Regions from separate parts of the Homo sapiens genome. Here regions 2, 3 and 4 are each linked to region 1. Evidence: chromatin loops called from intact Hi-C (ENCODE). Cell type or tissue: sigmoid colon. All regions are shown on one strand. Region 1 holds the start of LINC01082 (long intergenic non-protein coding RNA 1082). Region 2 has its middle 12 kb from the start of LINC02135. Region 3 has its middle 18 kb from the start of LINC00917. Region 4 overlaps LINC00917 (long intergenic non-protein coding RNA 917).

Region 1 (8,000 bases):
GTTTTCACCCTGCCGCAGGGCTGGCTGGGGAGGGCAGCGGTTTAGATTAGCCGTGGCCTAGGCCGTTTGACGGGGTGACACGAGCCTGCAGGGCCGAGTCCAAGGCCCGGAGATAGGACCAACCGTCAGGAATGCGAGGAATGTTTTTCTTCGGACTCTATCGAGGCACACAGACAGACCATGGGGATTCTGTCTACAGTGACAGCCTTAACATTTGCCAGAGCCCTGGACGGCTGCAGAAATGGCATTGCCCACCCTGCAAGTGAGAAGGTAACGTTTATTTTTGTATTTTTTTCTCTGTCTCCCATATACAGACTGTAGAAAGACCACCAAGAGCGGACCATTTTTTTTTTTTCCCACCATGATGTACAATTCACATTTGTTAATAAAAAAAAAGTGCCCGAGGTCATCCACCTAGACTTTTTTTTTCTTAAACAGGAAACGGGTTTCAGATGTTTATATGTTGAAAAGTAAGGCTACTAATCCGTTTAGCCATTTCACAGGCCCTGGCTCACTCTCTCGTACCTTTTCATGTTCAGACCCCATAGAACGACATTAATTTTTATCCCTCTTGTTATTTAGAATTAAAAAAAAAAGACAAAAACAGAAAAACACTTTCAATAGCCACCTGCTTTTTTGGGACAGCTCCAGTGGAGGTTAAAATAAATGAATCCGCTGGTTTCATTCAATTGTGCTCTTAGCTGCGAGGGTGCTGTGCGGTGGGTTTGAGTGTTCAACACTCTTCAGCAATTCCTTAAAATAGAGCGTGGTCTCGTGTATTTTCGTGTGTCTGTATCCACAAGCGGATCTCCGTTGAAGCAACATATTTAGATGAACACTTAAGGTTCACAAACGCACATACTTATTCCGTCTATAGCAAGGGTGGGAATTGGTCTCTTCCGTACTTTTCTTTCATTTTTCTGGGGGGTCAGTGTGATGTTTTCCACGTTTCTTCTTGATGTTCGGCTGTGCCAGGTAACAGAGAAAAGGCATTTCCCAGGGAGCCGATGATCGCTTGAAAGGGCTTCAACTTGATGCTTGGAAATAAAAAATTTTGTTTTATTTCTGCCATTTTTTTCCTCATCCCAGGACCAGTAATTTTAAACAGTTGTCACTGGTGCAAACGTTTCCCTGTTTAGTGTGGCAAATCAATGCATTTTTACCCTGTTGGGGAGGTTTACATATTCATAGTCCAGGGAGAAAAGAGCACAACAAACGGGAATTGTGGATGCTTTTTAAGTGAATTTGTTAGTATTCAAATCATTGGCGTAAAAGACTATTTTAAACATAGAGTTCAAAGCAGAAGGAATAATATTATTTCCTAAAACTGGATCAAATGGTTCCCCCTTTTTAACCCACCTCTGCTTGACCAAACGCTTTATGTTTACCGATCTTGCAAGGGTGCAAAAGAACTATTCTTGAAGAATTTCGTCAGGGAGAGAAAACCAGCTAAGTTGAAAGGAGCTCTTAAAATTTCAGCATCAGTATTTTCAGGATCAGTAAAAAAGTTACTTTCAGGATCATTAAAAAGTTATTTGCGAAAATTAAACATAGACAAAGAATCATCTTTTACTTCACTATAAGAATCCTCCCCTCACCCTCGTGTGTGTGTGTGTGTGTGTGTGTGTGTGTAGAGAGAGAGTTCTATGAGGCACAAGATACATTTTCTTGCTTTTTCATCAGAGTACCAGAAGCGGCTGGAGAAAAGATTAGTACAAGTGTAAAAATGGATATGTTAATAAATGTCCAAACTCCTTTAAATGGAGGTGAGATGGATATGATAAAACAAATTTTAAAATATATGTTTTTGTTTTGTTTTTTTAATCAAACAAAAAGGCCATTTTTAGTGTATAGGGGCATGTTTTAATTCGGCATTCAAATTATGCCAGGCATAGGTGTCAGGGACTCCCCGTGGAAACCCAGTGACAAAACAATAACACCATCACCTGCGTTGAAATGTGAGCAAAAATAATAGAGTGGTTATCTCGAGAAAGCGGCTCCTGAAAAATGTCTCCCTTAACATGGAAGCACCCGGCAGAGGCTGATCTGTGGGGCTGGGGAGAAATGGAGCAATCGCCAACACTCCAGGCTCGTCTGTGAACCCCAAATTCCATTAAGAAAAGAAACTGCTTAGCAAGACCCTTTTGAAAGCCCCGGGGTGCTAAAGGAGCAGAAGGAAAGCCCGGCTTAGCATCCACACGGCCACCAAAGCTCGGAGGGCAGAGACTGCCGGGAGGAACTGATCTGATGAGAGGATCCATGAGAGAGCAGGGCAACTGCACTAAGTGCCCATTTCTCCAACACGGACAGGGCACCGGGGAGCTTGGCTAACATGGTCACTCAGCCTTCCTTTGTGGAATCACAGGACAGGAGCCTGCTTTGGGCCAGCATTTACAAAAACTGTCTTTTTTGGCCCCTGGACCCTGATGAATAGAAAAACGCTGCAGTCTGCAAACCCACTGCAATCGCCGCGTCAGCTCAGAGCCGAGATGCTTCCCAAATGAACACCTGGATGGTGTAAATCACCCTGACAGTAAACACTTCAGGCCAGGACGCAGGCTGCAGGCGGGGTGGGGTGGCATCCTCCCACCCAGCTGGGGTCCATAAACCAGGCACTGGCCCTGCGCTAATAAATGCTCCTTTCACAGCAAAAGACCCCTCCTCCCGGGCTGGGATCACGGTCCCGGTAGAGAGGGTGCTCAGATAACCGACAGCGTTTCTCCCACCCTCATCACTGTCCGACTTACCCCGGGCTGGCATCAGGGAGTGTTGTCAGGCGTTTATGCCGTTATGAATGGCTTTATGATACCTCGAGAGGGGGACCAGGGCCACCGGCTTCATGGTGGCTATTTTCTGAAGGTGGCAGGAGAAGATAAAACCAAAATTCAGGGTTTGCTTTTTAAATACCATGCTAGTAAAATCAGAACAGTAATGACGGGAACCAAAAGATCTATCTGAAATGTTCCTAAGGTTAGTGGAATCTACAGTGGCATTCCCTCTTGTAAAACACATTGAACTCAAATGTTAAAATAACTCTCCCTCTTCTTGCTGCTGTCTCAAAATCCTTGACTGCTAATGGATGACCACCCATTTGGTGTATACAATTCTTATAAAAATCCCCAAATAGGGGAAAAGCAGAGGGTAGATAGCAGAATAGATCTAGAAAAAGAACACCTCCTTGGGAATTTCTTTGCATTCAGATGCTCTACTTTAAAAAATAAAATGTCTCCGTATAATTATCCAGTTAGGAGGAGTCTTTTAAATGATATCTTTTGTCTTCAGCCAGACAGATGTGAGGACGCACAATGTAAACGTTATGCAGCAGCTTTGGGAGAGGCTTTTTATGGCTCTGTTTCTTTCCACTCACAGCACAGACTCGAGAAATGTAGGGAACTCGAGAGCAGCCACTCGGCCCCAGGATCAACCCAGCACCGAAGAAAAACAACCAGAAGAAATTATTCTTCAGCCTGAAATGAAGCCGGGATCAAATGGTTGCTGATCAGAGCCCATATTTAAATTGGAAAAGTCAAATTGAGCATTATTAAATAAAGCTTGTTTAATATGTCTCAAACAGAAAATGTCTTTTGAAGAGCATTTTAAACCTGATATTAAAATCTGGCCGAGCGCATGTCCCGGGGCGTAATTGGTGGGCACAGGAATTTGGGTCCTTTGCAAGAAGTGTGGTATTCTCCCTTCACAAGGTATTTCTTCCCCAATGTATAAAATGAAAGCAGAAAGGTTTTTAGGTAGCTATTTAAAACTGTTCATGCAACATAATAAATATAAGACAATTGACCCGTGTTTTAATGTTTATCCGTAAGACGAAGTGCAGCCCGGCTGGTGCAGTGACGCAGGCGGCTTGCTGGAGCCGAGAACACCCACGTGTGGGGTGATGTTTTCCCACCACGGTGCAGCGGGTTAGCAGCTGACCCGCGCTCCCACCAAACCTAAAACCACTCTCTAATGGGCTTTACGGTATTTACATTTTGAATTTTATTTATAGGACACCAGATGTCTGTGTTCACAAGAAAAAAAAAAATCATTTGGAATATAAAATCCCTCCCCTTCCCCGCATTCGTTAGCTGAGGAGATATTTGCCTTCCCCCCTGCAATGCGGCAGTGGCTCGCAAGCCAGTTCTGAGCTGGGGTTTATGGTCTCTTTGGAGGTTCGGGAGGTGGGAGACTGCGCATTTGTTCCCATTTTCTGTGTGACCACGGGCGTGCCTTTATTTCTGGGCCACGTTTTCTCCTGAGACTCTTTGCGTCTCTCAGCGACCACCCTCTTACTCATTAAACTCTTCTGACACAGAGGAATGGAGCTGGGCAGAAGCTCAAAGCCAGACCTTAAGAAAACTGCTTAAGATCTTACCCAAAAGCCGCAGCGTCCGGCTGTGAGCTGGGGCAAGCAGATGACTACGTCTTTCCTCCTTCATCCCTGGAAGTGGTCTTAGAATAAAAGTGCTTCAAAAACATAAGTGGATATTTTTATTCACTTCTTTATTGTTTTCATTGTCAAATAACTTCAGAACATGCAAACCCAACAAGGCACACAGCCCAGCAGCCCTCCTCTGACTGATCTGCCTGAAACTGCCAGTCATGTCTCGTCTCCAAATCACACAGAAGATTCACACAGCACCAGGGCTTCTCCCCTCTCCCCAGGTCTCTAGCCCAGATTCACTCCTAACACTGAACCTCTCCCAGGGCCCGCCCGCCCAGGAAATTGCCTCCCCTCCCCACAACACAGATAGATGAGCAGCTTATTTTTCAGTGCATACCCACTCCAGAGGTTCGGCCTGATTCCTTCCTGTAAGTCCTACCGGCCAGCGGTGAGGGCAGCACATGAGATCACCCTGCAGGCGGATTTTAAAGCGCCACAGAGAATGGTGGCTAGGGAGCAGAGGCCACTGTGGAGCACTCTCTAGGGCCAGGTGTGTTCCAGGTGCATTCTGCATGTCACGTCCATTAACCTCCAGAGGTGTCACAGCCCCTCTTCTTAGTGAGGCTCCTAACCACTGTGCATACTGCCTGGAGGGACAGTGGCCCCGAAGAAGGACACTGAAAACCTAGGGGTTGAGCAGCCACACCTGGCACCTGGCCGCTCTGGCTCCGAGGGCTCTGGAGAGAATCACCAGTCCCCAGGCTAAGTTCTGGGTCCCCCAACTTCTAGCTGAATTTCCATATCCACATCCAAAGAAAACAGGCTAAGGATTCCTTCCGTGATTTACTTTGAAGGTCCTTATGAGGCCAGAGGGGAAGGTGTAGTGGCAAGTGTGTGACGACAGAAGCTGTGAGAGTCTGAAGCCAGGGTGGGTGGGCCGTGTGTTTAATGCCCCTCCCAGGGCCTGGAGGCCAGAGCTGGAGGCCAGGCTTGAGAAGGGCCTCCTCAGTTCATCAATAAGAGCACAGAGAAGCCTGTTTTTCTTCCCTGCTGTGGCTGTGACAATCTTACACCTCTTGAGCATCAAAAGAGAGAAGCTGAGAGCCAGAGGAAGGTCATAGCTGCAGGACTCAGTATGTTGCAGGCCGGGGACACCAGGAAGGGAAACCAGAAAGAGGGAGATGAAGGAGGTGAAGATGGGGTTCCAGGCAGGCAGATAAGAAAGCAGTAGAGTTGAAAAAGCTTTGGGGCTAGATACCTGGGGAGAGCGGAGAAGCCCTGGTGCTGTTAACAGCCAGGCAGAGCTGAGTGAGGCGGGGTCAGGGGAGAAGGAGGCAGGCGGTGCTCTCTGGAAAGTACCCGGGTGAGGAGAGGCTGGGTGGGTGGCTGGGGGAGGTGGCAGGGATCTGCCCCACTCTCCTGTCGCTGGCGCTCACTTCTGCTGCAGAGACCTTCGTCTCCTGCTGTTCCTAGCCCAAGGCTCCCCTCCCAGGCCCAGCGGTTCTCATTCCCTGGAGAGTTTTACAGCACAGATGCCCCCCAGGGATTTAGAAGAACCTGCGGGCATGCGGCTGCTTTATTGATTGATTGATTTTTACCAGCTCCCAGGTAATCCTGTGTGCAGCCAGGGCTTGAGAACAGCTCTAAGCCTAAACATCTAGATTCAAACTTAGGAAATACGCTTCCATTTAATGAACTGGAGACTTCTGAGGTTTTGTTTCTTTAATTCCTGCTCCCTAAGGGTGCCCTGCCAGGGTGGGGGCTCACCCTGGTCCAAGGGTCACAGCAGCCTGCGAGTAGAGCACCACTGCGGACTACTCGACACCCGGGATGTGGCGTGAGCTGAGTAGGGGCGCTGGGGACTGGTTCTTCGTGAAGCAGAAACGCTCTCAGCGTGGGAGAGTTTTCCAGGATGCCCGCCTCTGTTCTGTCCCCTTGTTTGTGGGTCGGGTCTGAAGGAAAGTGACGCGGCCCCTGGTTATCTTGTGCTGGGCCCTACCCTAGCCCCAGGGCCTTGCTGTCCAAACCAAGAGCATGCACAGGACTGGCCCAAAAGCAACCTCGGGAACGCTCCTTCTCATCAGCGTGGGGCTCTCTTTCTTAGTAAACACAGCAAGACAAAACAAAAGAGAAAACTTAAAAGCCTTCTGGGAAAAATTCAAACCTTGTTGAATTAAGATGAATTCCAGTTATTTGTTACAAGTATTTACAATGCTACATTGGCCCACTTACTTTTCCGTAAATCACAAACCTCTTCAATGACAGCTAACACACATATATATTTGGAGAGAGAGAGGAGAGAGAGAGAGAGAGAGAGAGAAGATCTAGTGAGTCAGGCACCATTTCAGGAGCCTCACATCGGTTAATCTATTTCACCGTGTCCACCACCCTATGGGGCAGGTATTTTTTGTGCCCATTTTACAGATGGGGTAAGTGAGGCCCAGAAGACTTGCCCCAAGGCACACAGCTAGTAAGTACCAGAGCTCAGATTCGGCCCCTGACCTCTGCAGGGCAGTGGTGCTGAGAAGAGAGAAGGGCACTATTATTAAATTGGAAAACGTGATGATTATTTAAGAGAGTTTCTTAAGTGGTGTCCTCAGAGCCACAGCCCCAGCCAGTTCTGCTGCTCTGGGAGTCACTTTTCCTTTCTGAGGTCTGAGTTTCCTCTTCCATAGCTGGGATTAGCAGCGCCTGCTGTGGGGTGGCCCCGCGATGTGGCACCCGCTGCACCTCTCTCCCCTGTGCACCCGCCCAGGCCTCCAACACCGATTTCCTCCTCTATTCTTTCTGGTTCCTGAGCCCTGAGGGTTTGAATTGTGCGGAGCTAGGGTCTGTTTGTTCTCAGGGAAGAGGAGAAACCTTTCTGGAAATATCAAACCAATTTTTGCTGGGACAACACATGAGGCTTGAGACAAAAACACGGCAACAAAACAAAAATTGGAGCAGGCTTAGAAAAGAAGTAGGACCCCAGCTGGCGAGGGAGGCCCTCTGTCTTTTGGATGATGGGAATGAGGTGAACTTTCAGCTCCAGCTTCTCCCTAAGATGGCGGGAGGACACACAGGCCCCTCGCTCTGCAAAGCTTTGGGGAGTCTCTGAATCCCAGACACTCCAGAGGACACCGGTGGCTGACTGCTTTTCCTTGGGGGAGATGATGGTTTGCACAGAGCCCGGCCCCAAAGCCAGCATCCCTGCAGCCTGTGTGGCCAGGGCAGGGTCCTGCCTCTCCAGGGGTGGGCAGGACTGGGCTATAGCAACCCCTGTCCAGGACGTGTCCTTCAGTCCCCTCCCTTCCGCCAGCAACCTCCAGGTCCGAGACCCACCGCTCAACCTCAGCTCTAGGTGCTCCTCTCTTGTCAACTGTGAAGTGGGCTTCATCCTGCCTCTGAAGTGTGGTTATGGGGATTACCTGAGATAATGCTCGATGCTTGTAAAAGGTCAGTACAGAGCCTCCCAGAACCCTCCACAAAGTCATAACAATAAAAAACAAACAGCACGTGGGGCCCTTGCTCATTAACATCTCCTTCTCACACCAACCGGAGGAGGCGGTCACCACCACAAACCCATTTGTCAGATGTCAGCACTGAGGCCCAGGGCAGTGATAGCGTTCGACCGAGGCCACGG
Region 2 (8,000 bases), 98 kb after region 1:
CTCCCTCCTCCCTCCTGTCTTTCCCTCTCCCTCCTCTCCCCTTCTGTCTCTCCCTCTCCCCGTGAGGAGGCCCAGCTGGAAGGAGACAGGGCTCCGAGTTCAGTCCGTGCAGACAGGACTAAAGTAAACATGCTGGTCATCGGGCAGGCAGTTAGCAGCATTTGGACAGATGATCAGTGCTGGGCTGGTGGAGGACCACACACGCAAAGCCCCCTCGGACCACACAGGCGTGTGCCTGCCCGCCCTGCCTACGCACACGCACATGCTTGGAGTCACACACAGGATGCCCTTCCCATGCCAGCGCAGCTCTTCTTTGCCATGGGACAGTTGGAGAGGTGTCTTCTCAACACTCACAAGTTACAGGCCCATGCTGGCCTTGCCAGAGCCCCCACACTGAGCCAGATCCCCTCGAAGAAGCAAAGGGCCAGGGGCCTCCCAGTCACGTGCTCTGTGGGTACCAGGGGCATGTCCCTTCACCCTTTAGGACCTCTGTCTCCCCATCTGTGGGGCTGGGGTGATCACAGTGGCTGCTGTGCAGGGGTATGGACGGCTGCCTCCCGTGCCCTTCACTCCCTGTGTGGACTCCAGCCTTGTCATGATTTCACCTCAAACAAGCGGTCTGCACCCCTCCCAAGGCCTGGGGGGCAGGGCCCCAGCTCACATGCCTTGGCTCTGCACCACCTGGTCACCCGGGGCAGGCCCCTCCACTGCTCTATGCCTCAGCTTCAGCAACTCTGGAGCAGGGAGAGCAACAGGCAACCTGGCAGATGGACTAAGGTAGACCACTGGTGCCAGCCACAAATGCTGGGCATGGATACTGGCCCACAGATGCTGGCCACAGATGCTGGCCACGGATGCCAGTCACAAAATGCTGGCCACAAATGCCAGCCCACAGATGCTGGCCAGAGATGCCAGCCACAAATGCTGGACATGGATACTGGCCCACAGATGCTGGCCACAGATGCTGGCCATGGATGCCAGTTACAAAATGCTGGCCACAAATGCCAGCCCACAGATGCTGGCCATGGATGCCAGCCACAAATGCTGGGCATGGATACTGGCCCACAGATGCTGGCCACCAATGCCAGTCAGAAATGCTGGCCAAAGATGCCAGTCACAAAATGCTGGCCACAAATGCCAGCCCACAGATGCTGGCCACAGATGCCAGACACAAAATGCTGGCCACAAATGCCAGCCCACAGATGCCAGCCACAGCTGTTTATAGGCTGCCACTATTCTGTGCAAAGACAGCCTGGACTCCCACCCGGACAGTGACTCCCTTAGACCTTTTCCCATTGTCCTTCTCTCAAAATCCGCACCCCTCCTAGGAGGCTGGGAGTTTATGTCCTGTCTGCCGCGTGCCCTGAAAGAGTCACCAAGGGGGAAGGTATCTGACGGAGGTGTGCTAACGGTTGTATCCTGCCCAGCATGTTAGAAGACACCCCCCCAATACAATGCCCACCTCTGTTGGCACAGATGGGCAGGCGGCCGAGGAAAGAGACTTAAGAACTGGTTGCTTCTCACTGTTCTACTCCTCTTCTTAAACACTCCCCTAATCCAATTCCCACCCCCAAGTAGTCCATGTCTCTGAGAGGGCTCCCAGGTTCCAACACCTGCCTAACGAGAAGGGAGCCAAATAAAGCCCCTGCCTGCTGGCCAAGGTGGGGCTGGTGTGCTGTTGGCTGGAGGAAGGAAGCGCATCTCCCCAGACTCACTCTGCTTATCAGGGTGATGGGGGAACATGGGCTGGGTGAGGAAATTCCCACCCGGGGGACACCCCGAACAACGTTCCAGGATGGGCTCTATGGCCCCTGGCCGCCCACTGCGCCATCTGTGAGGAATGTGACACTCCCAGCACGGTCAGTGGCTGACCAGGGCCATCTGTCTTCATTACATGGGTTTGTTTGGAGGAGGTGAGCACTGGGGGCTGTCACGGCTGAGGAAGGCTGATCTATTGGCAGAGGTGCTTTGAAGCCTCCTCAAGGTTGCAGCTCTGCAGACCACAGCACGCGGATGCAGTCCCAGGCACCTTCCTACACAATGGGGGATTTCTAGTCCTGGGGCTCCAGGGAGAACTCCTCCCTGGGGGAGTCGGGTGTGGACTCGGACACTGCCCTCTGCTCACTCGTCTCCTTCCACCTGGTTCATTTGTATTGAGCACCTACTATGGAAAGGTACAACCCAGGCACTGAGGGCAGAACCCTGGGGAGTCTCCTAATCTGGGGGGAGGAACGAAGTCTGAAAAAAATCCCTGGATTCCCAGAGTGGGAGGAGAACACCAAGGACAATGAAGCAGGATCGTGGGACAGACAGTGGGACTTCAGGGCCAGCAGTCAGGGCAGCCCTCTTTGGGGGCCCCATTTGAATTCAGATCTCAGAAACTCCTGGAGAGATAGCATTACGTGAGAATCCGTGTGTCTGTCACTCTGAGTCAGCCTTCAAGCCCCAGCCTTTCTTGCCTCTGAGGCCTCTGCCTGAACCACCAGCCTCAGTTTCCTTGTTTGCAAAATAGGCACGATAAATACACCTAACTCCTAGAGGTGCTTGGAGGGTTGAGTGAGATCAAGCATGCCCAGCATGTGGCCCACGGCGAGACCCGGGGAAATGCCAGCTGCAGTTACCATGACTGTGTGAGAATCTCCACATTTAATCTGTGGGTGAGGACACGCCAACGGGAGAGAAGCTCTGCTGTCTTGGGCAGGGAGGAAAGTCAGGACCCCTTTGTCCTGTTCCTTGGGATAGCATGATATTACTAGTGGATGATTCCAAGTGGAAGAAAGCCTTTCCTTGGAGTAGGGACCCTAGCATCATTTTCCTCTTTGGCAAGGCCTCCCAGAGTCACCAAGAGGAGAACAAACCCACAGCGATGTCCTGGAGAGAGGCTGCAGCTAGAGAAACAGGGAATCCGCTGACATGCCGGGTGATGACTATTGTTTTAATTCTAGTGACTCGCATCACTAGACTTCCGGGGTTAGAATCCTGGCTCGATCCCACATGAGGGTGAGACAAGACAAGTTACCTATCTCCCTGAACCTCAATGCAGTCACCCGTAAAAAGGGCCCAGTCGCCCTGCACACAGGGGGCTTACAAAGATTGAATTAAAAGAAGGGAAGCATGTGCCCGGCACGTCGCGGGCACGCTGTCAGTCTGCTTTCTGTTTTCCCTTTCCCTTTTCCCTCCCTTCCTTCTCCTGTGGCTCACCCCTCCTTTTTTCTTAAATCACTAAAATATATTGCAGAGGCACTCAAAAACTGCTAGACGTGACCAGCAAGGACAGGGAAAGCAACGACTTCAAAGTGAGGGTCAGAGTTTGTCTCCTCTGTCTGCAGAAGCAGATTGGGGTTACGACGGGAAGTCTGAAATATAAGCTCCGAACGTTGCATTTTACATCCAGTCTTGCGGGTGCCTGTGCTCCACGCCCTCCCAAAGCCAGGCCCCTGAGCTGAGCGGCTTCAGAAAGTAGAGCCCCTCTGTCTTTGGTATCAAGGGGCGGGGACCGTTATCATCCACTGAACAATCGAGCACTTACTGCCTGGCAAGCCCCTTGAGCTGTGCGGGCTCCAGTGCACGGATCCCTCCCGTCAGTAGGACTCGGGGACCACCCACACCCCTCTTTCACTGCCGGAGAAACCAAGGCACAGAGAAGAAACGAAGCCCCATTCCAAGGATAGGCTGCTGCCAAAATCCACCAGTCATCCCAGCCCGGAAGGTCCAGCATGGGACTTTTCCATTTCCCACCAGATGTTAGTTGAACAGAGTGAGCCACGCCAGGCTGTAAAACAAATCCCAGCGTTCCCTGCAGCCGCGCAGGAATTATATTCGCCTGTCAGGGCCCAGTGCAAGCATAACACAGACCTCCTCTCCCCTCGCCCAGCGTGGAAGGCGTTTTGACCCCCGCTGAGAAACATGAAGGTCGTGACCCACTGGCTTCCCCATCTGCCCTTTCCTCACCAGGGGATATCTGACAACAGCCCTGTTATTTATGCAGCTTAATGCAATCCAGAGGCCATTGGCACATTGCAGAAAGAGGGAGAAAGGAGGGGTGCCTGGCTCCTCAGAACCCGGTTTCACTGGCTGCGTGTTGAGCCTGACATCAGACTGGTACGGGGAGGACAGGATGGTGGCTTTCTGCAGCAGGGAGCCTCCGAGGTGGCTCTTCCTGGATGCAAACTTGAGCAAACCAACAAATATTTACCCAGGCTCTGCTGGGTTCAAGGCGTATTTTCACAGGGTAGCATCGTTAGCAGGCACTCAGGGAACATTCCTGGATTAATTCTCTTCCGGGAGTTGTGCAGACTGGGCTGTACTGGCTCCCTGGAGCCGGCATTTCTGTGGGCGTGATGATGTCCGATCATTTGTAGCACACCACAATACTTCCAAGGAAGAGCTAAGAAACTGGCTCTTCCTGGGAGCAAAGTTAAGTTGCATTTTTTAAGGGAATTTTTTTTCTCTCCATAAATTTATCCTCTCTTATGACTCAACCAAGACACACAGAGTCACAATTACTTAACACTGAGACGCTAGTTTGTTTTTCTATGTTTTGTTGAAAGGACACAATGAACAGTCATGGACAGACCTCACCAGAGCATCACACAGACCTGGGTGTGACTCCTGGCCTCACCATATACTAGGTCTGTGATTTGGGTAGGTTGCTTGACGGTCCCTCACTAGAAAAATGGGACCAGAATAGGACTTGGCCCTATACAGTGGGGGCCCATTAGAGATGAGGGTGCAGATATCCCCGCATGGACTCTGCCCCAGAGCAGGCTTTATGGACTGGTGCCTGTCATCTTCTTCATTCTCATCTCCAGTTGAAGGCCATGTGGCAACAGAGTTGAACACGCAGAAGACAGAGCTCAGTGGCCTGGGTTCAAATCCCAGCTCTGCCCTTTGTCAGCTGTGTGACTTGGGGTGGATTACTTAACCTCTCTGTGTGTCTTGGTTGGCTTCCTCATCTGCAGTACTGGGATAATAATGGCTGTGAAGATCAAACTCATTCATAAATGCAAGGTTTGTCTTGCATTTACTGGCCAACTGGCTCATAGCTAGTTGGTCATTATTGCCATTACAGGGAGAGCTGCTATTCTGGAGTGTTTGATTTAAAATTATTTAAAAATATTTATTGCACACAAAATAGCCCAGCAGACATGAAAACAATAAAAAGAAAAAGAAAACTAAAAACTTCCATCTTATTTTAAGATATTTTTGTAATATGTTGATGTTTTCGTGGCTTTAACATCAGCTATTCTTGTCATCATTTTAGGGAGAATGTTTATTTTCTAAGCCCTCGATTTAAACTCATTTAAAAATATTTATTGCACAAACAATAGTGTGTAAAAACTCCTGATAATTTAAAAAATCCGTTCTAATAAATCTTGTTTTAAGGTGTTTTTGGAATTTGCAGAAGTTTTTGTATCTTTTGCCACAAAATAGCTTCTGGAGCTGTTCATGTGGACAAATACCAGCTTAGAAAATATGCTGCGTGTGGCTTGGGCTGGGCTGTTCTCTTCTGCGTGGGACACCTCGCACCCATGCCCTGGGCACCGCAGATGATTGGGTGTCCATCTGTGAGTCCGTGACAGTGTTGCGTGGACTCAGAAACTCAACATTACAGCATCACTTCAGGATTTTGGTTTTCAATGTCATGTATTCTCAAGCCTTTATTCCTCCTTCTCTCCTGGGATAGTGATGACCTGTAATCGTCACTTGCTCAGAATTGATCATTCACGAAATATTTAAATGAAAAGTGATTGCAAAACCTCAATTACTTTTGCACCGACCTAATCATTGGCTGCCGCGGGCTCTGTGGGACCACATCTACGAATGTATCGTTCATGGCCGTTGTTCCTTGTGGAATGTGACCCTGTGCAGGCAGGGATTTGATCTTTTGTGTACGGCAACATCCTCTGTGCTAGGACACAGCGGGGGAACTTAGGAGGAGCTCCACAAATAATCGTGAATTTATGAATGCAACAACAAAAGAATGAAGACTGAAATAAACCTTATGAATAGGGTACTTTCTGTGAGTTTTTTACAGAGTACCTTTTTGGCTAGAACATTTCTTAAGAGTTTTTTTTTTTTAACTCGAAGTAATCTGGAATTTAATTTACTTAAAGTAATATATATGTATATTATTGTATACATATGTATACAAAATATATATGTATATATTAATATAAATGTAATAGGTATTGGGGCAACATTTTATATTTTTAAGTGATTTTACATCCATGTTCATCTCCTTTAAAACCCCATGTGCTAAGTACAGCAAATAGGATTTTGTTTCCCCGACGTCCAGGCTGAGTGCAGCCAGATGGGATGACTTGACAAAGTCACAAACGCTGACAAATCCCGGCGGGGGAGTTGTGGCTTCCTCCAAAGGAAGGTAGGTCTGTGTTTGTCAATTGATCAGCTCAGCGGTGGCCCTGAGTGAGGCCGTGAGGAAAGTAACTCCGTAGTTTTAATTCTGATGATTACTTCCTGAAAAAGGACCCTGCAATGGTGGGTCCAACCTCCTCCTTCCCTCCGTCTCTGCCAGTCGCTCGGTCTCTGTCTGTGCTCCCCTCCAGCTGCCTGTCCCTCCCCCTCAATGGGGGCTTAGGGGCCCAGCTCACCACTCACGCTCCCACAACGTCCAGCGTCCATGCCTGCAGCCTGTTTCCTGGGAATTTCAGTCCATGTGGAGCAAGAGGCCAGTCTCCTGCTCTGAGCCCAGGAGGGCACGTCCTCCGCCAGCTCTCAGCACTGGCTCTGCTTCCTGTTTACTTCTGCAAGTAGCTGCGATTGTGGGGTCTGCAGCCAGCCCTGTGGTCCGAAGCCAGCCAGGCTCAAGGGGTTATCATCCTATCAGCCGAGATAGGCTGGCGGGCTCTGCCATCTGTCAACTGTCTTCTGATGTAATTGAAAGTTCTCTGTCCTGGAATGTCATCTTATTAGGTGGATCAGGCCTTGACGTGTTAACTGGAGAGTTTCTGCAGGGCTCAGCTAGTTATTTTATTTTTTCAAAATTAAGAGGCATACAGTCTTTTAAAAATCTCATAACAAGTTCTTATGAAAATTTTCCAAAAAATCATCAGAGCGTAAAGAAAAAAGGAATGGTCACCCAAAACCTCATCACTCCAAAATAATATGCTGGTAACGTTTCATTAAACCTCTGTCTATGCAAATTATATCCAGAGAGATTCATGCGTATGTTTCAAAAATGGAATCAGATTTCCCATGCTGCTGTTGACCTGCTTTTCTTTTTGATGCCACAATATGGCACGGATGTGTCTCCATGTCAATAAATACAGATTTACATCATCTATAAATAGTTGTATAGCATTCTCCAGGTGTGGCATTTAGACTTTTTCTTTTTTTTTTCTTTTTTTTTGCTATGATATGTTATAAACACCACCACAATGAACATGTTTTGCACATTTGTGTAAATATTTCCTTGGGATCGACGCCTAGAGTTGGGGTAACTGGAGCATGGGGCATTCACACGTACAGTGACCATCTGAGCAAACTACAAGCAAGGAAGTGCCAATTTTCCTCACACAAACAATCTACACTGGGTCCCAGTTCTCAGCCCTGCATCATACCAAGTGCCCAATTCTTTCACTTAGCTACTTCCAGCAGTAGAAAGTAGCATCTCATTGTTGCTCTTTGGTCTTTAAAAAATTACATTGCACATATTTATCAGGCATTTATGCACCTGTGAACTAGCCCAGCTACTTAAAATTAGATCCTCATGCTGCAAGAGCTTTAATGGTCAACAGATCCAACCCCACTCCCAAACCTCCATCCACCCACCATCCACATACTTGGATCATCTCAACTGTTTCTCTCCAAAGACCTGGCCTTGCCTCTGGTCTGTTTGAACACTCCCATCCACGGGAGCTCATCGCTGCCTGAGATGGTCCACTGTGTTCCCAGCTCTAATTTATTAACCTATAAAAGCCAGTACATATGGAATAACCATGCTGGGCCAGGAACGACGGGAAGCCCTTTGCTGAACA
Region 3 (8,000 bases), 160 kb after region 1:
AAGAAACAGAACGTGGCCAGCGTCCTAGGAGATGTGCACATCAGCCCACCTGATCCATGCAGCGCTGACCACACAGGGCGTTTCTCCCACTTCACAGATGAAGAAACTGAGGCTCGGAGCAGGGAAGGATCTTCCTTTGAGCCCCTTCTCGCCATCACCTACCCTTGAAGAAAAAGCACAACCCTACCTCTAACACCATCGACCAGCTTTGCCTGTTTTGTAATTTAAATAAATGGACTCACACAGTATGGGGTCTCTTGTGTCTGGCTTCTTTCCTGCAACCTGATGTTTAAGGGACTCATTCCCATTGCATGCAGGTATAGACCATTTGTTCTTAATGCTAATGCAATCCATTTGCATGAACATGTGATTTATCTCTTCTGCTGTGAATGGCGTTTGGTTTATTTTGAATGCTGGGGTTGTGAGCAAGCAGAGCTGCTCTGAACATTCTAGTGTGTGACTTTCGATGAACTTATGTAGGCATGCGTGTTGGGTGCACACTGGGGAGTGGAATTGCTGGGGTGCAGAATCCACCTGCCTCGGCCTCCCAAAGGGCTGGGATTACAGGTGTGAGCCACCGCGCCCGGCCTAATGTTGTTTTGTTTTGTTCTGAGATGCCATTTATTATTTGGCTACAAAAAGCCTGTGTCAGGGATGCTCAGTGGGTTCCTGAAGACACAGAGACTTTAGAAGCCCCTTGAAGGGCAAGTTATAGCTACAGACCTGGACTCTGGGGACACAGGCCCCTCCAGGACTAAGGGCTGCTTGTAGCCATGGCCGCTAACACGGTTGAAACGATTCCTGCCTGCCGAGAGCTTTGTCTTCATCAGCTCGTGGAATCCACACAGCATTGCACTGTGCTTCTCCCATTTCGCAGCTGAGGAAACTGAGACTCAGGGCAGTGAAGGATCTTCTCCAGGACCACACAGCTAGCACGTGATAGCTGTGTAGAATGGAAAACCAGGTCGGTCTGATGTAAAATCACACGCATGTACATGTGCACACACACACATGCACACGGGCAGCCTCTTGATCACGCGTGGGATTTTTGTTTTGCAACCAGTAAAACAGTGACCTGCTTTTATTTTTAAAAATTTTCTTTCATTTTTGAGACAGAGTCTCACTCTGTCACCCAGGCTGGAGTGAGGTGGTGTGATATTGGCTCACTGAAACTTCCACCTCCTGGGTTCAACTGATTCTCCTGCCTCAGCCTCCCGAGTAGCTGGGGTCACAGGTGCCCGCCACCATGCCCGGCTGATTTTTGTGTTTTTAGTAGAGACAGGGTTCACCATGTTTGCCAGGCTGGTCTTCGACCCCTGACCTCAAGTAATCTGCCCACCTCAGCCTCCCAAAGTGCTGGGATTACAGGTGTGAGCCACCACACCTGGCCAGTGACCCACTTTTAACTGCAGGCTGGACCCCAGGTCTGCAGGGTTTCTGAAGCTCAGGTGAAACACAGGTGACAGATGATCACTGTCTCTCCTGGCCCTGGGTGTAATGTCTGCAAACAGGGCAGGCAGCCCACTCACTCAGAGCCCCGGTCACCAGGACCCCTCAGTGGGAGGACAGACCTTAGGCAGGGTAAAAGGACTCTGATCAGCATCTGCAGTGCTGTTAATAAGCTAAATCATGAACTCACGTAGAAAATTGAGTCATCGCCTCAAATGGGCAATTCAATAAAGGAAAACATGGAAATCGACAGCATAGAAGAAAACTTTCCCTTCTCACCAGTAATCCAAGTCACACACGTAATAAACACAGAACGGTATTTTTTTCATTGATTAGTTTGGCAAATACTTTTTTCAATGTTAATACACAATGTCGGAGAGGAGAATAGAAATTGTTGCACGTTTTACATGTTTCCAGAGGCCATGAGAGTAATTTGTAGATTTTGATCCAGGAACTTTATTTCTAGGAATTTATTAGGGAAAAAACCATAAATGTGAAAATTGATTTGCATACAAAGATGTTCATTGCAGCAAAAGTCATTGGAAATAACCCAGAGTATTTCTGAGACAATGTCCTCCCTGTTGCTACCTCTATTTATCCATCCCCACTTCCCCCATCTTCTGTGTGCTTTGCTTCTGGTGACCTGCACCTGTGACTCTCTTTGAAGTCCTGTTCTTGAGCTATAGGGGCTGCTTCACTCGTAGATGCACAGGAGGCTCCTCGGACCTTGAGACCCTCCTGAGTGGCCCTGGCCAGTGACTGACGAGGGCAGGGCCAATAAAGCCCCAGCTGCCTTAAGAACAATGAGCAATGCTGCCGAAAAAGGCTCCGGCTGGGACCGTGCCTGAAATGGCAACTGCTCAGCTTGTCCTTCTCTGTCCTGCTTCCACTGCTCCCTCACTCATCTCTCTGGGAAGTCTTTCTTCCTTGATAAGCCACCCACATGTGGATCCTTATATCATGGTCTGCCTCTACAGAACTGATTTTAGACTGTTTAAACTAAGCAATGCCAGTGGTAATCAGATGTTCTTTCTTTGGTCACCAACTGTCCCCTAACGTGGTTGAAGTCTATAGAAAGCCATCTAAAGCACCCTGAGGATGACACAGTGGTTTGTATTTAGAGGCAATGCTGTGAATAAAACATTTATTTTCAGACTGGTGAATTACTTTGCTTCTGTAGTCTACCCTTTAAATATCTGACTCTTTTCTTTTTTTGTTTGAGACAGGGTCTTGCTCTGTCACCCAGGCTGGAGTGCAGTGGCGCAATCTCAGCTCACAGCAGCCTCAACCTCCTGGGCTCAAGCGATTCTCCCACCTCAGTCTCCCAAGTAGCTGGGACTACAGACATGTGCCACCATGCCCAGCTAATTTTTTAATTCTTTTTGTAGAGATGGGGTCTTGCTATGTTGCCCTGGCTGGTCTCAAACTCCTGGGCTCAAGCAGCCCTCCTGCCTTAGCCTCCCAGATTGCTGGGATTACAGGTGTGAGCCACCATACCCAGCCTGTCCATTTTCAAAACAATTCTCAGCTTGCTTCACATCGCTGAAATTATTGATTATCCACACAACATTTATTCTTCCCTTATTTCTTATTAACAGAGCCAAGTTTTAATGGGCATCTAAAAAACTACATTTCCCAATCTCCCTTGCAAATAGGTATAATCATGTGACGCCATTAGAGCCAACTGGCTGTACGCATCATTGCCCCTAGAGTCAAACAGAATCTGTTCATTTGACCTTCACTTACTCCCGTCTTTCCACCTGGAGCAGGGATGGGCTGGTGGAGATGTCGCCACCATCTTGACACCATGAGGTAACAATAAAAGAAAGTTAGAGAAAATGGAAAAGATCTCGACTCTGACAGCGTTGTATTGAACCAATGCTATTTACTGCAGCCTTAGGATTTCTCAGCACTTGAGAAAAAAAAAACTCGTACCAACTGTGTTCAAGCCACCAACTGGTGGGGGTGGGGTGAGGTCGGGGGGTTCTGTTAGTGGCACCCAAATGTGATTCTTTGATATACTCCATCACATCAAGGGAAGGTTCTGATGGCCAACTTTCCAGAACAGACCCTTTTTTGGGCTTTTTATGCACCCACAAAACCCACTTTCAGAAATGCCATTCTTCCTCTAATCAGACAAAGAATGTTCCAGCTTCCTAGGGACCCACAGGCTGTTGGAAGAATTCCATGTCTCTCTCTGTCATCAGCATGCTCCAGCCCCTGCCTGGAAGGGTCTGAAATGACAGCCTTTAACTCACCACGCTGGTGAGGAAACATTCCCTGTCTACCACATGTAATCCCAGCAGGAAGACGAAAACTGGCATCCAACGTGGCCTGTGTACTCAGAGAAAAAGAATTTATAGGAAACAGAATCTACCTCTTGCTCAACCCCTAGAACAAAAACCCAGTGCTTAATCAGATTATTATAGCAAATATGCCACAACAGGGACTCGTTAAATGAATTTGGATACCTTTCTATGATGGAAAACTATTCATTTACAATGAGGCCATAAAATACTTAATGCATGTTAAAATGTTCACAGCATATTGAGTGGGATGAAGGGTTACAAATAGCCATGTAGAATACAGATTTTAAGTACACACAATATACAAAACAGAAAAAAAGTACTAAAAGGGAGTTGTATTCAACATTTAATAGGCATTTTTCTTTAGCGGGATTATACGTGATACCTACCTTCATTGTTTGTTGCCTGGATAAAAGAAAGAACAACGTGATCAGTAAGCTGTAACCCTCTGTATTTTGTACTCAGATTAATGGATCTGATTTCAGTTGTAAAGAGGTCAGCTGGGTCCCTGGCAAATTTTATCTTCCACCATTATCCAAACAAAATTGGCTAAATATACTTTTAACAACAGGGCTCTATGGGTGCCACATGTCCACCCCCACCCCACCCCACCCACCACCTTTTTTTTGGGAAAATCCCCGTTTGCAGAAGGTTTTCATCCTGACACGCTCAGTAAAAACATAACTGGACACGGCTGCTTGCTCATCAATCCAACTGGCTCCTCTAAGCCATTCAGAAGAGTGGTTTTTACTTCTTCAGCTCAAACCATTAGGGAAGCATTTATAGAGCACCAGATGTTTGCTTCCTCTGAGGGTATCCAGAAAGTCCTCAAGGCTGCTGGCTTCTTTTTTGCTCCTGCAGGGAAGAAAACTAACTTCCAAGGAGGAGAAGGAGGACTGAGGGCAAACTCACGATGATCATAAGTAGGATCTTTCCAAAAAGTTCCAGAACTATCTGAAAACGATGCCCATGCATCTCAATAAATCAGAGTCTCTTTTAATGAGACTGGCAGCCCTGTGCCTATTTTTAAAAGTTTATGACCCTGAATTTGCGAGGAAAAGCAGCCAGGCATTGCCCGGAGCTGTGCAGAGCGAAGCATTTTAAGTTTCCATCTCACTCCTGAGAGGCAATCCATCATGATAAGGAGGGGCAGGGAGGGAAGGAGCTGAGCTCCCTGCAGCCTCCCGCCTGGCGTAGCTGTTTAAGTGGCAGGCACTGCAAGCCCAGTCCATTAACCAAAAAAGGGTGCTGCGCCTGAGCTATTTCTAGCTCCCTGCCAAGGCTCAGAGAGGCACAGACCTGTGGATTCCTGCACAGTGAAGTGTCCCGCCTGGCATCATCTGACATAGGCTTTCTCCCCCGACACCAAGAGCTGGAACAACCTTGTTCAGAGAAACACAAATAAGTACAAGAACGGCCTTATTGGGTCTCGTTATTAGGTATGAGTCTCCTGTGGCTGCTGTAACCACCAAAAACCAAGGGAGCTCCAAACGATAGAAATGTATTCTCTCCCGGTTCTGGAGAGCAGAAGTCTCAAATCAGGGTGTGGGCAGAGCTGTGCTCCCTCTGGACGCCTTTTCCCTCTTCCAGCATCTGTTGGCTGCTGGCGCCCCTTGGCACGTGGTGCATCGCTCCAGTCTGGGCTCTGTCTTCCTGGCATGCTCTCCTGGTCTTCTCTCTGTGTGTCTCTGATCTTCGGGTTTAGTGGCTGCCTGGATAACCTGGGATGATCTCATCTTGAGATTCTTAATTTCATTACATCTGCAAAGACTCTTTATCCAAATAAGGTCAGCTTCACGGGTTCTAGGTTTAGGACATGGAGGTATCTTTCTGGAGGCTGCCATTCTCTCCACTATATCCAAACAGGTGTCCATCTCTTTCCAGGAAGCACTCCAACTCATAATTCCAGGGCATGACCCAGTGATCCCAAGTTCAGCCACCCACCCACCCCCAGGTGACATCATCCACACCTCCGGGTACCAGTGGCAGCCTCTCCACTCTTGCCCTCAGAGTCCCTGGGTCCCACAGATTCGCATGAGTCTTAGACCCGTTAAGAGCAGGGACTCTGAAGTCAGCCTTCAGTTCCAGTCCTGGTTCTACCATTTATGTTACCTGGGCCTCAGTTTCTTCCTCTGTAAAGTAGGCATAATCAGAGTGCCTATTCCCTAGGACTATTGTGAAAATTTAAAAAGCTGCTATTCATAAAAAACAGGGCCGGCACCCACTCAATAAATGCGGCCTTGAACTTGAATTCTTCCATGTCTTGATTTGGGGTTCTAGATTCTCGACCTTTCAACATCAAGTCTAAGAGAGCTAGCCCGTGCTCCTTGGTGGATCAAAGATGGGTTCATGTTCCAGAGCAACAACATCTCAAACCACTGAAATCCACAGAGCCCTTCGTTCCAATGTATTTCCACAACACCGCATACATCAAGCAGATAAACAGAGGCGTAGCTGTGGCAGCAGCTGCTGTGGGGAGGGTGCGGCAGAGCCTGGACCTCCCAAGAGGCTTTTCTGTCCGTAGGCAGCTGGGTGCCAGGGTCCACGGCCTGTTGAGGTGAAGCAGGCCAGGAGGGGGCCTTCACAGTTTATTCTGCCACAGAGCAGCAATTATTTCTTATTTCCTTGCCCCATCTTTCCTCAAATATTCCAAGTCCATGTAGAAAGCCCACCTTAGCTCACAAACCATCAAGAAAAGTAAAGGCGAAGGAACTAGACAGAGAAAGATTTCACATATTTGTTTTTTTGAAAAACCCCACATGTTCATTGTAGGAAATTTGGAAACCACAGTCAAGCACTTAAACTGAAACAAAAATCAGACGCGGCAGTGATGGTTCAGTCGCCTCCGTCCCGCCTTCCGCAAATAACCTCAGCGTGTCTGTAAAGTCAAAGGTTGTTATTATTTACACTTGAATTTACTTCAAATGGTCATAGTTTTTCTAGATCACCAAATAAAACGCTTAATTTTTAAATCATGACACACGTACTTCCTCGTAAACTGTTTGTCCTATAATTATGTTTTGCAAACACTTCTGACAACTTTAAATATTTTTTTCTTTCTTTTAGAGGAGAGGCAGGGGTCTCGCTATGTTGCCTAGGCTGGTCTCAAACTCCTGGCCTCAAGTGATCCACCCACCTTGGCTTCCCAAAGGGCTGAGATTACAGGCGTGAGCCACCACGCCCAGCTAAATATTTTAAGAACATAATTTCTCACCATACAAAGCATTTACTTGCGGATATGGCCCATCCTTTATTTGCCCAATTACTGTTTACTAGTTATTTATGTAATTGCCATTTTTAGGACACACACACACACACACACACACACACATTTAATGTTGTAATAAATCTATCTATCTCTCTATCTGTAAATATTTGCAGAACCTCTGAGTATTTCCTTTGAACCAATTCCTACAAATATGATTATTTTTGAAGACATGCACTTTTTAAGGCATTTGATACCCTTTGCCAAATTGCCCTCCAAAAAGATTGTAACAATTTACAATTTTACCAGCAATATATGATAAGAGTACTTTTCTCAAACGTTTCCTATTGAATACTGTAATTTTTAAAAACTTAGCCAATTTGGCAGACAAAAAAGAAAGAACATCTGTGTCTCTGTGTGTTTTCTTGTTATTGTAGATGATTAGTTTTCTATGTTAGTTGGCCAGTGGGATTTCTTCTTTTATAAATTGCTTGATAATACTTTTTGCCCTTCACCTCTTAGGGTGATCGACTTTATCTTCCTGATTTTCAAGGGTCATCTGCATTTTAAGGACAGTGATTTGCCTTATCCCTTCATTACAATAGGTCTCTTAGCCTTCCAAAGGCCAATGAGAAAGTTAGACCATCTTTCAAGGATGTTGGTAACATTTTCCCCAATTTGTTGTTTACTTTCTAATTTTGTGATGGATTCATAAAAGGATTTTACATAGTCCAATATGTTAATCTTTTTCTTTATGATTTCTTTCTCTACCTATAAAATTCAAAAGGTATGCAAAATCCACTTTTTCCCACCTGAGGTGGAAAAATCTAGTAAAGATTAAGACTGAGTAAAACCACGTTAATCCAGGAATGAAATAAATGAATGAGATAACATCATAACCCATGCTAGAAAAAGAAAGTTCAACTTGGCTTTTAGATTCCAGTTGAGTTCAGGCTTTGTGTTTTGTTTATTAACTCTCTTTTCCTGAATAATGAATCTATGTTTAAAAAATGCCTTCTCAGATTTGCTTGGTACGGCAG
Region 4 (8,000 bases), 140 kb after region 1:
ACTTTGAGTAGGATCTGAGCACAGGGTCCCTCCCTCCCGGTCTCCTTCTGCTCTGTGCTTTCCCTCTTTCTCTCCCTTCCCTTCCCCTGCCTGTCTCCCACCCCTTTTCATCTTCTGTCTGCTTCCTCCTGTGGGGACAGCAGAACCTATTCCAGTCTCCGCTGGGCTGGAAGCCCTCGGCCTCCATGGGGAGCCTGGGCCCCCAAGCCACAGGGAACAGCAACAGGGGAGTCAGCCTCCTCATCCCCACGCAAAGAGTGCTCAGCCCCTTCATCCCCACGCAGAGAGGGCTCAGCCCCTTCATCCCCACGCAGAGAGGGTTCGGTCTCCTCATCCCCACGCAGAGAGGGGTCGGCCTCCTCATCCCCACGCAGAGGGGGTTCAACCTCCTCATCCGCACGCAGAGAGGGCTCAGCCTCCTCAGTCCCACGCAGAGAGGGTTCAGCCCCTTGATCCCTACGCAGAGGGGGCTCAGCCTCCTCATCCCCACGCAGAGAGGGCTCAGCCTCCTCATCCCCACGCAGAGGGGGTTCAGCCTCCTCATCCCCACGCAGAGAGGGCTCAGCCTCCTCATCCCCACGCAGAGAGGGCTCAGCCTCCTCATCCCCACGCAGAGGGGGTTCAGCCTCCTCATCCCCACGCAGAGGGGGTTCAGCCTCCTCATCCCCACGCAGAGGGGGTTCAGCCTCCTCATCCCCACGCAGAGAGGGCTCAGCCTCCTCATCCGCACGCAGAGAGGGCTCAGCCTCCTCAGTCCCACGCAGAGAGGGTTCAGCCCCTTGATCCCTACGCAGAGAGGGTTCAGCCTCCTCATCCCCACGCAGAGAGGGTTCAGCCTCCTCATCCCCACGCAGAGAGGGCTCAGCCTCCTCATCCCCACGCAGAGGGGGCTCAGCCTCCTCATCCCCACGCAGAGGGGGTTCAGCCTGGGCTGCAGGAAGCAAACCCCTGACCCGCTGCAGGCTGACCCCAGACACTGAAGGTTGTGCGGGCCTTAAGGCCGTGCTGGGAGATTCAGGGGGTGACACCCGGGGGCTCATTTCCTGAGCTAGGAGATGCAGGGGCGGGGAGTGGGGCACAGCGCTGCCAGCAGAGGCTGAGACGCACCTGAGAGGGGAGGAAGCTTCCGCTCTTCTGGCCTCCCGGATCCGCCAGGGCTCCTGCTGCTCCCACTTCCGCCACCCAGGAGGGCCAGGCCGCCGTCTTGAGTTTCCCTCCAGCCTGGCCTAGGGACGACTCTTCTTCAGTGCCGCCTTCTCCACCGAGTCCTCGCATATTAAGATTCCAGAAGGTTCTGATCTCCTGGTGCTTCAGTGTAAACGAGTGTGTTTGGGGATAGCTGTGGGAAGTCAGGGCTGAGAAAGGAGAAACACTCAGCTCCCCACACACGTTTGTCCCAGGAAACAATAGCCCTCCGTCCCCGCCCACCTGGCCTGTGGGGATCCACTCATTCTTTCACAGATATCCAGGACTGGGTTAGGGAGCCTGGTGGTGGCAGGAGGCCGCCCTCCAGCTCGCTGGCTGCCGTGTGGAAGTCCTTTCTCCTCGGATTCTGATCTAGGGACGGCCCACAAGCTCCTGGCGAGGATGAACTGAGTTCAGTGATGTCAAGCTCGGCACAGTGCCTGTCCACAATGAGCCCAATAATTTTTAGCTATTGTCACGTCGACGGTACCACCCACCTGGATGCCACTCACCTGGACACCATTCACCTGGGTGATGCCCCTCACCTGGACACCACTCACCTGGGTGCCACCACCTGGACACCACTTACCTGGATGCCACTCACCTGGACACCATTCACCTGGGTGATGCCACTCACCTGGACACCATTCACCTGGCTGTCACTCACCTGGGCACCACTCGCCTGGGTGCCACCACCTGGACCCCACTTACCTGGATGTGACTCACTTGGGCACCACTCAACTGGGTGCCACTCACCTGGGTGTTATGCACCTGGACAATGCTAGTCACGTGGATGCCACTCGCCTGGGTGTCACTCACCTGAATGCTACTCACCTGGGTGCCATTTACCTGGATGATGTCACTCACCTGGATGTCGTCACTCACCTGGATGTCACCTAGGTGCCACTTACCTGGATGATATCACTCACCTGGATGCCACTCACCCAGGTGTCACCTGGATAATGCCACTCACCCGAATGCCACTCACCTGGGTGCCACTCACCTGGAAGCTACTCACCTGGATGATGCCACTCACACAGACGCCACTAACCTGAATGTCACTCACCTAGGTGTCACTCACCTGGATGCTACTCACCTGGGTGCCACTCAACTGGGATGTCACTCACCTGGGTGCCACCCACCTGAACACCACTCACCTGGGTGTGTGAGAACAGTGGAAGTTCCTGGAACATAGTTGGCATTCATCCTTCCCAATGCTTGCTCTAGACGAGGAAGCCATGATGTTTGCTCTTCCATTCCCTCCCTCCTCTGAGTCCCCCTCCTCCCCAACCCCATCTCCTTTCTCCTTACCTCATACACAGCCAGCCCTTACATGGTTATTTCTTCATGTCATCTGCCACCTCTGGGCAGCCAGGCTCCCCCAGACTCAAGCCCTGCAAAGAGAGGGTAGGACCTGAACCACCTCACCTGGCACAGCCCACCTGTCCCAGCATGGGCTTCAGACACCAGACCTCATGGGACCCACAGCTCCCTCTGCCCCTCTGGCATTCAGCCCCCAAGAGGTGGCAGCGCTCCTACTTATACACCAGGTGCCCTTTCCCACATGCCAATGGGCAGTGCTTGGAACCGCTCAGCAGGGAGGCTGCTGGCTGCCCCCAGTCTTCCAGGCCTCCAGACATTCTTCCTGAGCTTGCCCAGGTGGGTTTTGGGTGGGAGTCCATTCATTCATTCATTTAATGATGACAAATATTCTCTACTTTAATGAGGAGAGTGAAAATACACAGTTGAGGACCAACAGACAAAAACAAAAAAACCCAAAATAGTTGCTCTGGAGAGTGGCACTGGGCATGGGGAGGAGTAAAGCAGGAAGCCGGTGTTTTCATTTTCTTCCCAACTTTTATTTTAGGTTCAGAGGGTGCATGTGCAGGTTTGTTATGTGGGTGAAGTGCATGTCGCAGGGGGCTGGTGTGCGATTATTTCTTCACCCAGGTAATCAGCATAGTACCTGCTAGGCAGTGTGTCCATCCTCACCCTCCTCCTACCCGCCACCCTTGAGGAGGCCCAGTGTCTGTTGTTCCCCTCTGTGGGTCCATATGTTCTCATCATTAACTCCCGCTTATACGTGAGAACATGCTGTATTTAATTTTCCGTTCCTGTGTTACTTTGCTGAGGCTAATGGCCTCCACCTGCACCCGTGTTGCAGCAAAGGACATGATCTCATTCTTGTTATGGTGGCATAGTATTCCACAGTGCGTGTATACCACATTTTCTGTAGTCTACTGTCAATAGGCGTTTAGGTTGATTCCACGTCTTTGTTATTGTCAATAGTGCCACGATGAACACACACATGCATGTGTGTCTATTCCTGTCTATACCCAGTGATGGAATTGCTGGTTCACATGGAAGTTCTGAGTTCTCTGAGAAATCTCCAAACTGCTTTCCACAGCGGCTGCACTAATTTACATTCCCATCGACAGTGTGTTTTCCATGAAAGGCTGTTGAGGATTATTTGATCTTTCTTAACCACGTGCATTTATTAGATCAGGAAAAAGAATAGTACAAATGGGATTACGCCACTCCCCACTGAGTCCCCTCCAATGACCCTGGGGCTCACAGAGCAGATCTCCGGTCCTCCTTGTGGACTCTGAGCCATGCTGGCCTGGCCCCACCTCCCTCTCCAGCCTCTGCTGCAGCCACACTCCACTTGAAGGCCTGCCACAGGGCCTTCAAATATGCTATTCCCTCCCAGGTGCTCTTTTCCCAGCTATCACTGTAGCCAGCTCCTCACCTTCAGGTCTCAGATTAAACTTCATCAGACCTTCCAATTCTAATGATCTGTTTGTGTGGTTATTTGACCATTTCCCCAGTAGACTCTAAGCTTCCGGAGGGCAGGGCCATGTCTGCTCACCCATGGGTGAATACCTGCCCCCAGCACTGCCCTGGCTCATGTGGAGTCTCTGCATATTTTTGGACATAACAAACAACGTAGTAGTGATCTAGCCCCTGCGACAAGACGTTTAGAAGCCTCTCTCCCATGGAGCACTGGTGCCTTCCCATTAGCCAAGATGTCGGCACAATCACTGTCCTGTTTCTTAGGCCTCACCAGGGAGGCCTCTGCGCAGTGATGTGGGATCAGGGAACTTGGCCTGAGCATAGGCTTGAACAGATGTGAGGGAAAGGGAGAAACAGTGTCTCCCGCAAAGCATCTCCCTAATATCCTGACACGGGGCTTAAATTCCACCATAAAAATCACTCCTCGGGACTCTGGAAAGGCACCAGTGGAAGACAAATGAGATTGAAGGAGATAATGCCTGTGGCAGTGAAATACACGGCGGCATAAAAAAAAAACAAGGTCTCGAATGTTCTTGCAGTGGAGTGGTGGTTTCGCCCCATCCAGCTGGTGTCATGGCAGACCTGGTTTCTGTGGGGCTCCTACCTGCCCCCAGGCTGGGCTCTCCCATCCGGGAGAGCGGCGCGCCCCTCGTCCTCACCACCAGGGGGCGCAGGGGAGCCCCATCTCAGCACCTGCAGAGTGCACAGGTTGGGGGCACAAGCCCAGCTCCCACTTGGGTTTCATCCCCAACACCTGGAAAACTTAAGGAAACTTCACACACACACACACACACACACACACACACACACACACACACACACCTGCAGATTCTTTAACCCCCGTCCCAGAGAATCTGGTATGGAGTGGACCCTGGGAATTTAGTGGTTGTGTTGGTTTTTTAAACAAGTGCCTTGATTGCAACTGATGTAGCCAGGTCCGTGAACCGTGCGTGAGTTCACTACAAACCGACTTTGCCCTAAAACCGCACAAAGGAAATTAGCCACAGTCATCCCTGATCATGAGGGGAATGAGAACAAAGGAAAAAGGAACCTAGATGAGTCATTCTTTTCTCTAATTTTCCACTGGCCATGCCCCCAAGTTCCCCGGCCACTGTGGACACACAGGGAGCGCGGGCGCCAGGACGGAGCCAGGGCTTAGTTGTCCTGCTGTGATGAGAACAGGCAATGTGAGGTTAACAAAGGTAAAGAGGCTGGAGGGAAAGAAGTCGTTAGTGCTGTCTGTGGATGCCCAAGACGCACATTTTAATTTTTCCACTTTTTCTGTGCTGGTTTCTTACCTCAGGTGCAGACGGCCAACAAACGGCAGCCCTCGGCTGCTGGTGCACCATTTTCGTCCCTGGCCCGACGGAACCCCTCTCTCGTTTTATTTCTCCAGCCCCCTCCTGAGGGTTTCCTACTCCCATTCCTTCTCTGCCTGTGGGCAACGGTTCCAACGGGTCTAAAGGGTGCTCTTAGTGTGGAAACAATTTGCATAAATGGTCTTGTGTTAGATATTTCGTTCTATTTTTCTCCCCTCCCCACCCCACCCCAACCCTCAGCAAGGTATTAAGACACACCCACTGTATTGGGTCCATATGCACTGTCCCTAGCTGGCACCCCTCACTCCATGGGGGGCGCCCCACGCTGTACTGTCCACTGTCCCAGTGGTAAGCTCCTCAGCTCTCACCATCATAAACGACACCATGAGGGACATGGAGGCACATGTCCCTTATGGATGTGTGAGAATTCCACTAGCTGCTCACCCAGGATGGGATGGAACTGGGCTGTAGGGTGTGTTAATCAGATTAACTACAACTAGTCAGACTTTTATGCCCTAATTGTAAGAGAAAAGATTAGTTTAGTAAATGCAAGTATCCCATGACGCAAATGCTTTTGGGCCCCAAAGGGCAGCACAGAGCCTTCAAAACTGGACACAATCCCTTCTGACTATTCCTCTCTGTGCATGTCGGAAATAGAGAGCACCGTTCTTGTCCTTCACACTTTAGTTTCTGCTCAAATATCTAAAATCAAGGTGAAGAAACCCTCTCTGTGAGCAAATATGGAAGAGGATTTGGGGATCCCCAGGGGGTGAGCTGGAACCACAGCATCGGTCTCATCTGGGAGTTTGCTAGAAATCCACAGCCCAGACCCCAATCAATCAGAAACTGCAGAGGTGGGGCCCGGAAGTCCATGTTTGAACAAGTCTCTGGGGGACTCTCAGACATGTTGAAGTTTGGCGATAAATAAGGGCAAGCCTAGTTGATATCTAGGTAGGAGATATACATCAGGGGTGTCCTCTTTTGGCTTCTCTGGCTGGGCCACATGGAAAGGAGAAGAATTGTCTTGGGCCATACCTAAAATACACTAACACTCACCATAGCTGATGAGCTAAAAAAAGAAAATGACAAAAAATTTCATAATGTTTTAAGAAAGTTTAGGAATTTCTGTTGGGCCACATTCAAAGCTCTCCTTGGCCACATGTGGCCCTAGAGCCTTGGGTTGGACAAGCTTGATATAGGTGGATCAATAGATACAGATTGACTGATTGAATGAAGCTGGTTTTGGCAAATCGTAGAACACAGAAGCACAAGCTTGAAATTCCCCTCAGAGAGCATTTGGTGGTCTGACCCCCAGAATCTTCCTGGAAAAGAAGCCAGGAGCACTTAGCAGTTGGGACTGAGGTACCAGCCGTCTGCTTCAAGCAGAAGATCTCAACTGTTTTCTATTTTACAAAGGACACATCTTGGGAAGGTTTCCTTAGAAAATAAGGTCCCAGGATGAGATGAGCTAAAAACTCCTAACCCATTCCAGTCTCTCCTCATTTTACAGACAAGGAAACTAAAGCCCAGAGAGACAAACTGCTTCCCTGAAGGTCACACAGCTATTCCTGGCAGAGGCAGGCAGACTGAGTTCATCTGGATCCAGGGCTTCCTGTGTGCGCTGCACCAGCCCTACGTGAGTATAAGAAGGTTCTGGATGGGCTCTCGGAGCCGTCGAGACAATCCCATGCCGGGCAGCCTGATTTGAGCCCCCCAAGGTCCCGGAGCGAGCTTGCTGGGGCCTGCTCAGTCCTCCCCACTTTGGAGCCCACCCCCCATCAGAAACACGGAAAGCCAAGCTGGCACACAGCTGGCGGCTTCAGGTTCCCGGCCAAGTTCATTTTGACATTACAAGACAAAAAGCACAGCATGTTGCGATGGGACTGGCCGTTACTGCGGTGCCATTCAACAGGGTTTACGATTTTCCTGGAGCCTCTCGGCCGGGTGATGCCAGAGAGTAAGCCAGAAAAAGAAAATTCCTAGGTGACGTAAATGCAGTCACGACGCTTGCGAGGGGCATGCACTTTTCCTGCCCCGGGAAGGGGTGGGGTGCGGGGAACGGAGCCATTTTAGATCCAAATAGAGAAAGAGAAAACGAAAAAAAAAAAAAAACCCTGTGCTGTGTATTCATTTCATTGCATAAGATCCTTGTTCACTCACTGGCTTTGTTTTCCAACCAAATGCCTTTGACTTAATAAATGCTCTGGGCAATTAGCAGACAGGGGGCCCCCCATGAAATCATCAGAGCTGAGATCACTCGAGAGGGTATCAGACAGTCAGGACATTAATTGCATTATTTTATTTCCAGATAAAAGTTATTTTGGTGGAGCCAGGCTTGCCAGAGAAGAAGCTGATAAGATCAGATGCCGTCTCTCACTGCCAGATATCCTATTAGGGGTCTCAGCAGACAGGGGATTGGGTGACAGTCCAGATCTGCATGGACAGCAGGAGTTTGTTTCAGGCCAGAGGAAAAGCCCAGGGTGCCTGAGGAGTTCCCTTATGCCATGGAGAAGCAAAGTGGGCTATGCAGGCCCTCTGGGGGCTTTAGATAAAGCGAGTACGCTTCTGATGGCCCTAGCCACAGCAATGGCTTTCACAGGAAAGAAAAAAAAATTCTCTTCTCTTTCTTTTTCAAGAGAGGGACTCTTGGTTCCTTAGTAAACATAGATGCCTGGACTCGGTGCGCAGCCTAAGGTCTCTCTC

Evidence for each region. Hi-C counts contacts between places; a loop is a spot of excess contacts. Peaks named below come from ENCODE experiments on the same cell type or tissue, not always from the same donor. Only the 100,000 strongest peaks of a DNase experiment are listed, where the experiment ranks them.
Region 2: it touches region 1 in a loop (6-fold over the local background); 4 of 110 quality-filtered maps call a loop at or near these places.
Region 3: it touches region 1 in a loop (12-fold over the local background); 2 of 110 quality-filtered maps call a loop at or near these places.
Region 4: a loop joins it to region 1, with 6 times the contacts of the local background. A loop is called at or near these places in 2 of 110 quality-filtered maps.

Annotation. Positions count from the first base shown.
Region 1 is chr16:86,196,143-86,204,142 of GRCh38, forward strand. LINC01082 (long intergenic non-protein coding RNA 1082) reads left to right here and starts at 39. Exons shown (of 2, transcript NR_103859.1): 1 at 39-270; 2 at 3,370-3,578. It overlaps LOC124903743 (a long non-coding RNA gene), which reads right to left and starts at 3,374. Exons shown (of 2, transcript XR_007065164.1): 1 at 2,748-3,374; 2 at 1-1,037. RefSeq lists an enhancer at 5,724-6,224. In sigmoid colon, no CTCF peak of the experiment used is centred here; DNase peaks (open chromatin) are centred at 102, 2,549, 3,879 and 4,790; H3K4me3 peaks cover 4,753 bases; H3K27ac peaks cover 5,117 bases.
Region 2 is chr16:86,294,558-86,302,557 of GRCh38, forward strand. No RefSeq gene overlaps it. Among named protein-coding and RNA genes, the nearest start is that of LINC02135, 12 kb to the left of the region's middle. RefSeq lists enhancers at 1,384-1,885, 3,834-4,407, 6,612-7,163 and a silencer at 6,466-6,760. In sigmoid colon, no CTCF peak of the experiment used is centred here; DNase peaks (open chromatin) are centred at 104, 3,794, 6,334, 6,704 and 3 weaker places; H3K4me3 peaks cover 2,083 bases; H3K27ac peaks cover 6,532 bases.
Region 3 is chr16:86,359,487-86,367,486 of GRCh38, forward strand. No RefSeq gene overlaps it. Among named protein-coding and RNA genes, the nearest start is that of LINC00917, 18 kb to the left of the region's middle. RefSeq lists an enhancer at 601-1,101. In sigmoid colon, no CTCF peak of the experiment used is centred here; DNase peaks (open chromatin) are centred at 3,735, 4,975, 5,365 and 6,267; H3K4me3 peaks cover 544 bases; H3K27ac peaks cover 844 bases.
Region 4 is chr16:86,336,254-86,344,253 of GRCh38, forward strand. LINC00917 (long intergenic non-protein coding RNA 917) reads right to left here. Exons shown (of 7, transcript NR_024406.1): 2 at 2,497-2,579; 3 at 1,429-2,408; 4 at 1,108-1,339. Among named protein-coding and RNA genes, the nearest start is that of LINC00917, 5.4 kb to the right of the region's middle. RefSeq lists a silencer at 970-1,264 and an enhancer at 1,089-2,020. In sigmoid colon, CTCF peaks have their summits at 4,614 (motif pointing right) and 4,815; DNase peaks (open chromatin) are centred at 4,618, 5,038, 7,278 and 7,678; H3K4me3 peaks cover 905 bases; H3K27ac peaks cover 1,447 bases.